3 separate regions of the Homo sapiens genome follow, and regions 1 and 3 are each linked to region 2. A link is a contact called in ENCODE Hi-C or POLR2A ChIA-PET data. All regions are on one chromosome and are shown on one strand. The core of a region is the stretch at or near the end of the contact, and the rest is flanking DNA. Distances in the headings are between cores, read along the strand shown. Region 1 holds the start of SNX10-AS1 (SNX10 antisense RNA 1). Region 2 overlaps LOC105375199 (a long non-coding RNA gene). Region 3 overlaps SNX10 (sorting nexin 10).

Region 1 (3,493 bases), core at 290-2,789, 430 kb before region 2:
CAAAAATATTAATAGTGCTTGTAACAGTGAATGGTATAGAAAGAAGGAAGGAAGGAGTGGGAGGATTCTGTTTTTTATTTCATACACTTCTACAGTGTTTGAATTATTTTTATTGAATATGTTACTTTCATTATTTTTAAAAACATCTTCTTCCCACCTTCTCATCTTGTCTATTTCAGCCTAGCCAACTAGGTTTTCTCAGGACTGAGGTTATTTATTCCATATTAACTCTGTCTCAAGCTCATATGCATCTCCCACGATTATTTTTCCCAAAACACTTTAGGTTTAAGAATGACCTTTCCTAGGTCTTTAGCTTATGATTAACCAAATGAAACCATCACTAGATGGACTCCCTAATTCAGGTGTTGAATTACAAAAATGAATTTTCAGGGGGAAAAAAATGCTAACTCAATTATGTTAGTTAAAATATCAGTAAAATTAGCAATGCCACAGTGTCATGAAGCAGAAGGTCAAAGACCCACACACCCTTTACTGGGCGCCATGGTGGGACTTAACTGGGGCAGTTCCGGTTCTGCCATTAGGACCATGAGCACTCCAATCTCAGTGAAATTGTATAAGACACTGCCATTATCCCCGGATCATTGCCACGATAGACCCAAACAACTCCAGTCTATCGTGTCAATGTGTATTTGGGGAGTCTTTAACACACGGATCATTGGCGAGCTGCACCATAAAAGCCCTGTAGGAGCCGTGGCCGTGTGTGGAATCAATGCACACTCGGGGACTTCCCCACGCCCGGATCATTTGCAGCGCATCGTGTCAATGCATACTCCGGGAGCCCCTACTCCGAAGCCTGTGAGTGCTGAGGAACAGTGTACACCAAAAATACTTATGGAATAGTTGTTACAGTGCGTACACAGTATTCACTTTTCTAAATGGCATGTCAGCAAGTTTAGTGTGCCACAAATAACTCCTAAAAGGCACAAAACACTCCTAGAGGCCCACCTTCACACATGAATGGTTGGTCCATGGAATTGTGGCATGGCTGTGGGGGAGTGTAAGTTTTTCTTTACAGTGAACAAAGGGAAAAGAAAGAGACATCTGCTATTCAGTGTTGTCAGGGTTTTCAGCATAATCCCAAACACCTCCTAATTATTTTCCTGGGCATTTGATCCCTAAGATACAAGGACCTTCCCTCCATCCCTGCCCTGTTCCAAAGTACCTGTAGAGCAAGCTGAGAGGGCAGAGTTAGAGGATGGGTGGGGTTGGGTCTTAAGTGCGATCCCACAGAGATATAATGTGAACCACATGTGTAAATTTAAATGTTCTTTGTGGCCACATTTTTAAAAAAAGATTTAATTCATGATACTTTATTTCACCCCATATACCCAAAATATTATCATTTCAATATGCAATCAATGTTTTTAAATGATGAATGAGCCAGTTCACATTCTTTTTTCCATACAGTCTTCTTTACAATGGGGTGTGTATTTCCCACTTGGAGAACATCCTGGTCTGGCCTGGCCACACTGCAAGCCCTCGGCAGCCTCTTGTGGTCAGTGGCTGCCCCAGTGAGCAGCACAGCTACAGAGGTTCAGGAAAACCAACCCCAGGAGCGTGGATGTTCACTGCCTTCCTTCAACCACTCCAGGCAGGTGCGTCCACCTTTCCTCCTCATTGCCTCACCAGGGCTGCAACTGCCGAACAGCCTTTTCTCGGCAGCCTGACAGAATAGCTGTGTGTTGGGTTTCTGCAATCATAAAAAATGACCACAAATATGCATTCGGAAAGAGGAACGAAAACTCCTCTAGGCCCAAACGGTAATGGCAGTACTAGGTCATCTTTCTTGGAGACGGAGGTGAAGGGAGGGCAAGGGGCCCCTGGGGAAGGAAAGAGGAGGCGGGCGTGGCGTCGAGCGCGAGGGCGGCGGCCTAGCTGCACCCGCGAACTTCCCCACACCTGCGACCAGCTCACCTCGCGGCGTGAGGGATCCCTGGCAGTCGGACGCGGCAGGGTGGCTGGTTTCTGGGGCTGAGTCTGGCCCGACACAAAAGAGGAGGGAAAGGAGAAGGAGACGGAAACAAAGGCGCGGGGGAGGACGAGGAGGCGCGCGCGGTCGCGGGGCAAAGCGGCGATGCGGTGCGGGCGCGCGCAGCCTGGGGCTCCCGGGACCAGCGGGCGGGAGCAGGCGGAGCGGGCAGGGCGATTTGAATATCAGGCTCTGCCACACTCGGGGCGCCGCTGACAACTTCATTACCTCCGCATATAAAAATGACTGCCGGGGAATGCAAATAGCTCGCCTGTCTCAGCCGCCTGCCCTCGTTCCGCCGCCGGCTGCAGGCGGAGGCCCCGGGAGCCGCGGCGGCCGGAGGCGCAGACGCGCCCTGTCCAACATAATGAACTGCCCGGCCGCGGCTCCGCCCACCCCCCAGCCGCCGAGCCGGGCCGGGAGGGGGAGCCGGCCCGGTGCTGGAGGAGGAAGGGGTGGGCGGCCGGGCGCGGCTCAGAGGCCGCGCGTTGCTAGTCAGTGTCGGCGCAGGCCCTGCCTCTTGACTCTGTCATCCAATTACTGCCATGAAAATACCAGGAAACTAGAGTGCTCAGTGGGTTCCACTCGTGACCGCGAACTCTGACGGAAAAGCGGGACCCCCGGCCTCCGTCCCGTGCGCCCTGGTGGTTAAATTGGACGCCAGCATCCCGGCGCCCCGCTCTCGTCTCGCCTGCAAGCGGGCGGCGGGTGTGCTGCGCCCTGCTCCCCAGGCCTGCGGCCACCGGGACAAGGCTGCGTCGCTGTGCAGGACCCGCCTCCCGAACCCTGGGCCTTGCTGAGCTCCCCGTGTGGCCACCGAGGCAAGCCGCGTGCGGGAGGGAACGCAGGCTTCACGGCGCCTCTCTTCTTGCCCTGGCTTGCTCCCTGGCAAGAAGTCACCTCCCGCCTTCTGATAGCTCCCCCTGTCACATTTGGGCCCCTTGTGAACTTCTCGAGGAGAGGAGCTAGGTCACTTTTATTAATAGCAACAACGACAGTAGTAAACATATGCTGAGGACTATTCTACGCAAGGTACTATGCCAACTGCTTTACCTACATGTTTATCACAGCGATCTTATTGCACTCCTGGAAACCCAGGCTTAGCAAAGCCTTGAAAGGTTCCCAGCATAACCCAGCTAAGGTGGGAGGGAGCACAGGTGAGAACCCAGGCCCCTCTACACTCTCAATCACTCTGCAGTATTTTCCGGGTCCTTCTTACAGCTCACACAACTGTCCAGCACTCCTTTGTCCCCCGAACGCATCACCCCCAGCCATCTTAGGCCGGGCCAGCCCCCCGCCCCCACCCTCACCCCCTCCCTCACCCCCTCCCTCACCCCCTCCCTCACCCCCTCCCTCTCCTTGGCCCAGAAGTAAATCCTAAGTAGTCTAAATCCGTTATGACCAACCCCTTCCCTTGCCCAGGCACTGGCTTAGAAAAGAGCATGTGACCAGTCCTGGCCAAGGCCAAGCCAGGGGACATCTGTTGGGGTTTTCTGGGAAATG
Region 2 (3,388 bases), core at 540-3,039:
TGCATATACATAATGAGATATGTTAGGAATATGACCCGAGCCTAAACATGATATTTATTTATGTTTAATATACACGTATGCACATAGCCTGAAGGTAATTTTATATAGTATTTTAAATAATTTCATGCATAAAACAAAGATTTGACTGCATTTTGACTGTGACCCATCACATGAGGTTAGGTGTGGAATTTTCCACTTGTGGCATTGTGTCAGCATTCAAAAAATGTCAGATTTTCAGACTAGGGATACTCGACCTGTACACACAAAAAAACCTTATTTTGATGTATGTATTCTTGCAGATCACCTCAAGTCTTTGGGAGAAGGTGCAGAATAAATAAATATAAATAACATTGAACCAACAGCAGTTTCTGAGTGTGGACTGAATTACCACAGGGTGTGCAAGGGGAGTGTGTCCACCGTTTTGTAGCTTAGCATGGTTTCTGGAACTTAGTTCATGTTCAACACATGTTAGTAGTAGTAGTAGCAGTAGTTGTTGTTATTAGTATTATTATTATAACTACATGAACCGGGCATTTTAAAATTTATTTCAATATTTAATTTAGAGAAGTACATGTATATATATTTTGGAGACAGAGTCTCACTGTATCTCGAGTCTGGAGTGCAGTGGCATGATCTCACTCAGCTCACTGCAACCTCCACCTCCCAGGTTCAAGCAATTCTCGTTCCTCAGCTACCCAAGTAGATGGGACTACACGCACCCACCACCACGCCTGGCTAATTTTTTTATTTTTAGTAGAGACAGGGTCTCACCATATTGGCCAGACTGGTCTCGAACTCCTGACCTCAAGTGATCTGCCCGCCTCAGCCTCCCAAAGTGTTAGGATTACAGGCGTGAGCCACTGTGCCCGGCCCTTGGCAAGGCTATGTTAAAACAAAGGATGTTATGGGTTACCTAATAACTTGACATAGTGTATTTTTTTGTTTTGTTTTGTTTTGTTTTTGTTTTTGTTTTTGTTTTGAGACTGAGTTTTACTCTTGTCGCCCAGGCTGGAGTGCAATGGTGTGATCTTGGCTCACTGCAACCTCTGCCTCCTGGGGCCAACCAATTCTCCTGCCTCAGCCTCCGAGTAGCTGGGATTACAGGTGTGCGCCACAACGGCCAGCTAATTTTTGTATTTTTAGTAGAGACGGGGTTACACCATATTGGCCAGGCTGGTCTCAAACTCCTGACCTCAGGTGATCCATCCGCCTTGGCTTCCCAGAGTGCTGGGATTACAGGCATGAACCACCGTGCCCAGCCCATAGTGGTAATTTCTTAATGCCTTTGTGGAACCAGCTCAGTGGTTGGGACACTTTTACAGGTGAGTGGGCTTTGAAGCATAAGGCTCTTCAGGGCAAGTCCCTTAGGAGCAGCCTTATAAAGACGTAAGGCAATGCTGACCTCTCTCGTGGCATGGGTCTCCCCTCTGGGCAGCAGCCCCTGCTGATGGCGGGGATAGTTCAGAAGGAATTTGGTGGCCGGGAACGTCCTCTGTGCTGAGCGCACCCTCTAGTCCTTTGCCATGCAGCTGTGGCGATTTGCGTAGCCTGTGCTATTTATAACTGCATATTTGCTCAGAAAGAACCATCTCATTTTCTGACTGCAGCTGCCCACACGGGTCTGGCCGCCGCTGGGGTTTTCCAGCAGGCCACCACGCCGCCACATCACTTGAGAGCATCTTCCGTGGGTTCTGCCTCGTTCTCCTGCCCTCATGACGTTCTGTGGTTTCACTTTGGCTCACTCATTCATCTCACAGCCATGCATTGAGCACCTACTATGGGCCAGACACTATCCAAGGCCCTCAGAAAACTGAGTGAGACACATGTGCTGCAAATCCCTCCCTCAAGTAGCTTGCAGGCTATGAGGAAGACTGATAGGCAATTTACTGTGCAGGTTCTTAGCCTTTGGTGTTAGTTTCTACCTTCTCTTCCTCTGTTTTCAAACCAGATCCTTGGCGGGAACCTGCCATGCCGCAAGCTTGTTTTTGTCTTTCCATTCACTGTCAAACTCTACCACGTGATTGCACCCACTCATTAAATGCCCTGCAGCCTGGCTTCCTGCCTAGATCACCAGTCACTCATACCGGCTACCCTCCCTTTACCCTCACGTTTCAGTTCTCTTTTGACTGTGAAGACCTAGTGTTGGACCCAGTGGAACACCTGTGTGTCTCCGCACGTGGCGCCCGCGCTGGCTAGCCTCACTCCTTTGCTCTGCTCCCTCTGACATGGGTTCTGTCACCTCCTCTTCCCTTGGGACCCAGGAGCCCTGACTTCAACCTGATCTTCCTTCTCTCCAGTTCCCAAACCCAGCCAGTCCCAGGCCGTCGTGTTCCCTCCCATCTCTGGAGGACTCATTTGGCAAGTGTCATGATTTACCTTGTGGTTTATCAAGGGGTACTGTTGATTGGTAGTTATTTTTGTCATCTCATAATTTGAGTTTTCATGCAGATTGTGAATGGTCCTTGTTCACAGAGCTAATAAGCAGTCCCTTCTGGCTGAATCTGCTGAGGACTGGCAATAGATATTTTCCCTTCTCTTTAGCTAGTTAGCTAGTGTGCCAGGCCTGGCCTGTGAGGCCATTCCTTCCCAGCTGTGCTGTGTAATGCAGGAGGCTGGCCCTTGTGGGCTATTTCTTAGGATCCGGTGTCAGCTGCTTTCTGGCTGGGTTTGGCCAATGGAAGGCACCAATGGGAACTGCATGGTGAGAAGAAGAGAGAAGCCACAATGTTTCTCCTTGCCCTTCCCTGTCTTGAATGGCATCTACAGCTCCAGCTCCTACCAATCAGGCCCCTGTGGTTCCAGCTTCTGCAGGGTGACCTGGCTTCTTCTGGCTTCTGGTAACACTGCTTCCTCCTTTGATCCTCCACTTTAGGGGCAGTATAGCTTCCTGTCCCTGCTCATCTCTGGGTTATGTCACCGTCTCCTAGTAACTGCTCAGCTTTGTTGTCTCCTGAGCAACCAAAATACTCAGAGTGGTTTCTGTTCCCTGGCTAGATTATGGCAGACATGGTTATTCCTGCCTTCTTCCCTTCCTTCCCTCTCTTCTTCCCTTGTTCCCTCCCTTTTTCCTTCCTTCCTTCCAATTAGTTATTTATTGCTGCATAACAAATTACTCTAAAACCTAGGCAATAAGCATTTAAGAGCTCACAGGTCCTGTAAGTAAGGAATCTGGGCACAGCCTAGCTGGGCACCTCTGGCTCAAGTTGTCTCATGCAGTCAAGCTGTTGGTAAGGGTTTTGGTCTTATCTGAAAGCATGACTTGTGAGGGGGCTTCATCCCCAAGATCACTTGCTTGGTGGTCCTCAGCCCCTTGCTATGTGGCCTCTCTGCAGGACACCCTTGTGATGTGGCAGCTAGCTTCCACCAAGGCAAGCGGTTATAGAAAGGG
Region 3 (3,360 bases), core at 726-3,225, 400 kb before region 2:
TATTCAATTATTTGGAAATTTAGGTGGGTAAAAACATGAAGCTAATAGTTAAGAACATCTGTTAAAAGAATAACTTCAAGGACATTTCTTCAATTTACCCATCTCTTATTACCATGTGGATTAATTATGGAAATATTTTGCTTATATAGTCATAGAAAGTTATTCTACTTTAAAAAATTTACTGCCAACAGCATGTCAATTCAGTGATCTTTATGGGATAGGCTGTCATGAAACATCAAAACTTTCAACTACTATTAAAAATTATATGAAGAAAATACAATTCTCAGCATATTTTACATTTTAAAACTTTACAGTTATATACTTAAGGGCATGTTTACGACAGCTCATGAGAGAGATGGCTTTTTTTAATACTTAAGGTTAACTGTAAATTTCTCCAAAATCTTTAGGAGCACTGAATCTCTGTGTTGTCAAAATGAGCAACCAAATAAAATTGATCCCAGCCAACTTTACCATATATATAATTAAAATATGATAATTTTGTGATGAATACATACTGCTCTTCCCACATTTAAGATCAAAGTTTACAAAGACAGAACAGATTTCAACCAGGGCATCAGAACTACATGGAAGATTAAAAACTATCCTGTAGCAAAATCTACAGATGCTCAAATTCATATTAGTGAATGTGTTTTCTCTGAAATGCACATCTTAGAATATGAAATCAAATCAAAGTATACCTTTATATTTAAATAAAAACTGGTTTATCTTTTAGCAAAGATGTTGACATATGATCATTTAGTCTCTACTGATAGTTCAATAATTATGTAAGAGGAGACACTAAGACCAGATACAGGGGACAAAACTAACACACTAAAACCCAAGTAGAATTTTGTCCAACATAAGATTTTTCCGATATAACGATCTGTGAAAAATAGATCATGTATTTCAGACCAAATGAACCTTACCTTATATTCTGCTTGTTTAAACAAGTAATAAGGAAAGTAAATCTCTTTTGGCCATTAATATCAATTTAGTGAAAATCCAAGGTCATTATAATACCAAATCCTTTTCTACAAAATAAAACAATTATTTCTTAACAAAGGCAAAAATGCCTAAAAATGCACAGTATTAAAACCAAAATCTAGCTGTCCCCTTTGCTTCAGCAGGTTTACAGTTTGAGAAAATATTCTTTACTGGTCTATTAGAAGGAAAAGTAAAACCTTTGTGCTTTTTAAAAGGCAAAACCTCAAGCAAAGCAGCTAAATCCTTCTTTTTCCCTCTGTGTCCTCCGCCCTGGGTCCTCCCAAAAGATGACCATGTCACATGATAATGATTAATTTACCAAGTACAAGTAGCTAAGTAGTAAATCCCTCTTACTACTCTTTGAGATTTATTTTCTACATTTACAAATATTCACCATTCTTGTTTTTAAATACTTCAGATTAAGAGAAGAGTTATAGAGCAACAATCCATTAATACGAACTTGGATCGTGAAGTCTGTGAAGTCTGAGCAGAGTGTTTCCTGTGGCCTCTGTCAGCGGTTTCCTGCCTGCCATAAGTACAAGGAACTGTTCATGGGATTGTACTCGTGGCTTTGTTTCTGTTGGAAATGTGTTTTATTTTCTTTATAAAATAATGGGTAATCTTTAAAATTGATTTTAGATGGTTTGAGGCATTACACCACAACAGTAATGAGCACTAATGCCAATGATATTGGACACAAATTCATTTTAGCTTTATTTCATGTCTGAAGCAATTCTACTGAGCCTTGAACTGCTCACGTGTTGTTATTAACTTGCTAGTAACTTAACACATGGGTACAGCAAACAAAAGTGATCAGAGTCCAGGTTGATCGGGACCTCAAGGCTACTGTCCTTTTTCTTGAGCTATAATTCAATTTCCAATTTTACTGTACATTAGACTCATTATTTCCCAGCGTTTTCTTTTTCTGCTCAATACTGCCATCTGGAGGACACACAGATGAAAAGAGAAGGAGCCAGGCTCACCCAGCTCACAATTCCAAAGAGCCAGAAAGATGTGGCTGGGGAGGGGACATCTGAACACTCCCCCAGGCCTAGAGTTCAAACCAGTGAGTCGGCTAGGTACAGTTTTGGTTTTTGGAATCTCCTCTGTTTCTCTGGCTAAATTCATGCCACCATACTCCATGAGTTTTAAATAAGCAAAAATAATTTTTAAATGTATTTATATGCTTATTTTAGTCAGATAGTTCATTCTGAAATTTAAAATGAAAATTTTTGAGAGTGTTTTCCCATCTGGTTAGGTGAGCATAATTAATTTATTTTGAGTACTATTTGGCTTACTATCAGAGAGGGCTGTGACTGCCACCATCATAATATTAAATACTATTTTTTCCTTAGTCATGTTTGTGCCATATTTTCCACAAACAAATCTAATAGCCCAAAATCAATTTCAAACCTAATATAAAGAGTACTTTGTAAAACAGTCAATAAAATGTCATTTGTAGAAACCTCCATTTAAAAAGTATATGATTTTCAAACCTTTATAAAAGGAATAAAAAATAGCCTCTAGGATTTTAAAAGAATTTCTAGAAAGATATTTATAGTGCAAATCAGAAGTTATTCCTTTCCCCATAACAGTTTTAGACTAAACAAAGCAAAATCTGTTTTTTTTCCCTAAACTGGACACAGTTGAAAAGCACAGTTTTCCTCAACATGATTTTATTAGATGTATTATATGCTGGTTTAGCTGAGAATATATAGCTATGCAAAATCATTTCATCCTAACTAAGGATGTCCTGGGTCTGCTGAACCCAATACAATGATATATATACATAACTGCATAGTACATGGAAGGTTAGCAGTTTGATGTAGAAAAAAAAAATTAACTCAGCCTGTTTAGCTCTTACTATAAGAAAAAATAAAACCTACAAATCTTCATTGAAGACATTCATGATCTATGCTGTGGTGCCCTCTATTGAACACAAAGACATAAAAATCGTGTGTGTGTAAAACTAGCTGTCATGGTTCAACACTAGCCTTTTGTAAAAAATCTTTAATATTCCTTAATATTTGAAGAAATACAAAACCATGATACTAAAGTCTAAACTGTAGGGTAAATGTAGTTGTATTAATGGGATGAATTCAGTAAAGAAGGGAAGCGGCTCCCAGTCATGAACAAATCTATTCAAACCTAAATTGAAAATCCCATTCAAACCTAAAAATTAGTAGGAATTCCATTTTTCATAGTTAGAGACTTACTGAGTTTATATTTTTTAGCCTATAACTTTCTTTTCATAACTATTAGAAGGGACTTTAAGTTTATAATTACTCAGGGGCAAGAATACAAAAGGGAGATTATAGTTAAGACTGAAGAAAAATGAATATATTTGAAAAATCTCACAATCATACCAAATTTAGC

The links. Hi-C counts contacts between places; a loop is a spot of excess contacts on that map. ChIA-PET counts read pairs that join two places held with the same protein, here RNA polymerase II (POLR2A). Pooled maps may share reads with other maps.
Region 1: a loop to region 2 is called in a map of OCI-LY7, with 7 times the contacts of the local background. The contact joins the promoter of SNX10-AS1 here to the enhancer-like site in region 2. A Hi-C loop is called at or near these places in 2 of 168 maps with a recorded cell type or tissue (B cell and OCI-LY7), 16 of 37 single-sample maps with no recorded cell type and 9 of 50 pooled maps. POLR2A ChIA-PET finds 5 or more read pairs at or near these places in 2 of 52 experiments (OCI-LY7 and activated B cell).
Region 3: a loop to region 2 is called in a map of GM12878, with 2.7 times the contacts of the local background. The contact joins two enhancer-like sites. A Hi-C loop is called at or near these places in 6 of 168 maps with a recorded cell type or tissue (CD4-positive, alpha-beta T cell, CD4-positive, alpha-beta memory T cell, CD8-positive, alpha-beta T cell and 2 more), 15 of 37 single-sample maps with no recorded cell type and 14 of 50 pooled maps. POLR2A ChIA-PET finds 5 or more read pairs at or near these places in 3 of 52 experiments (H1, T-cell and WTC11).

Annotation. Positions count from the first base shown.
Region 1 is chr7:26,397,464-26,400,956 of GRCh38, reverse strand. SNX10-AS1 (SNX10 antisense RNA 1) reads left to right here and starts at 1,539. Exons shown (of 2, transcript NR_136272.1): 1 at 1,539-1,616. It overlaps LINC02981 (long intergenic non-protein coding RNA 2981), which reads right to left and starts at 2,388. Exons shown (of 5, transcript NR_148502.1): 1 at 1,936-2,388. RefSeq lists silencers at 1,852-1,961, 2,052-2,511 and enhancers at 2,982-3,221, 2,296-3,252.
Region 2 is chr7:25,967,017-25,970,404 of GRCh38, reverse strand. The region is part of intron 6 of LOC105375199 (a long non-coding RNA gene); the gene reads left to right. Among named protein-coding and RNA genes, the nearest start is that of MIR148A, 19 kb to the right of the region's middle. RefSeq lists enhancers at 1,408-1,847, 2,298-2,357. Within about 2 kb of position 1,789, at least 5 of the 41 ENCODE cell types and tissues checked have a DNase peak (open chromatin) inside an H3K27ac peak, as active enhancers do; they include B cell and OCI-LY7, where a contact is called at or near this core.
Region 3 is chr7:26,368,291-26,371,650 of GRCh38, reverse strand. The region is part of intron 5 of SNX10 (sorting nexin 10); the gene reads right to left. Among named protein-coding and RNA genes, the nearest start is that of LINC02981, 29 kb to the left of the region's middle. Within about 2 kb of position 1,975, at least 2 of the 41 ENCODE cell types and tissues checked have a DNase peak (open chromatin) inside an H3K27ac peak, as active enhancers do.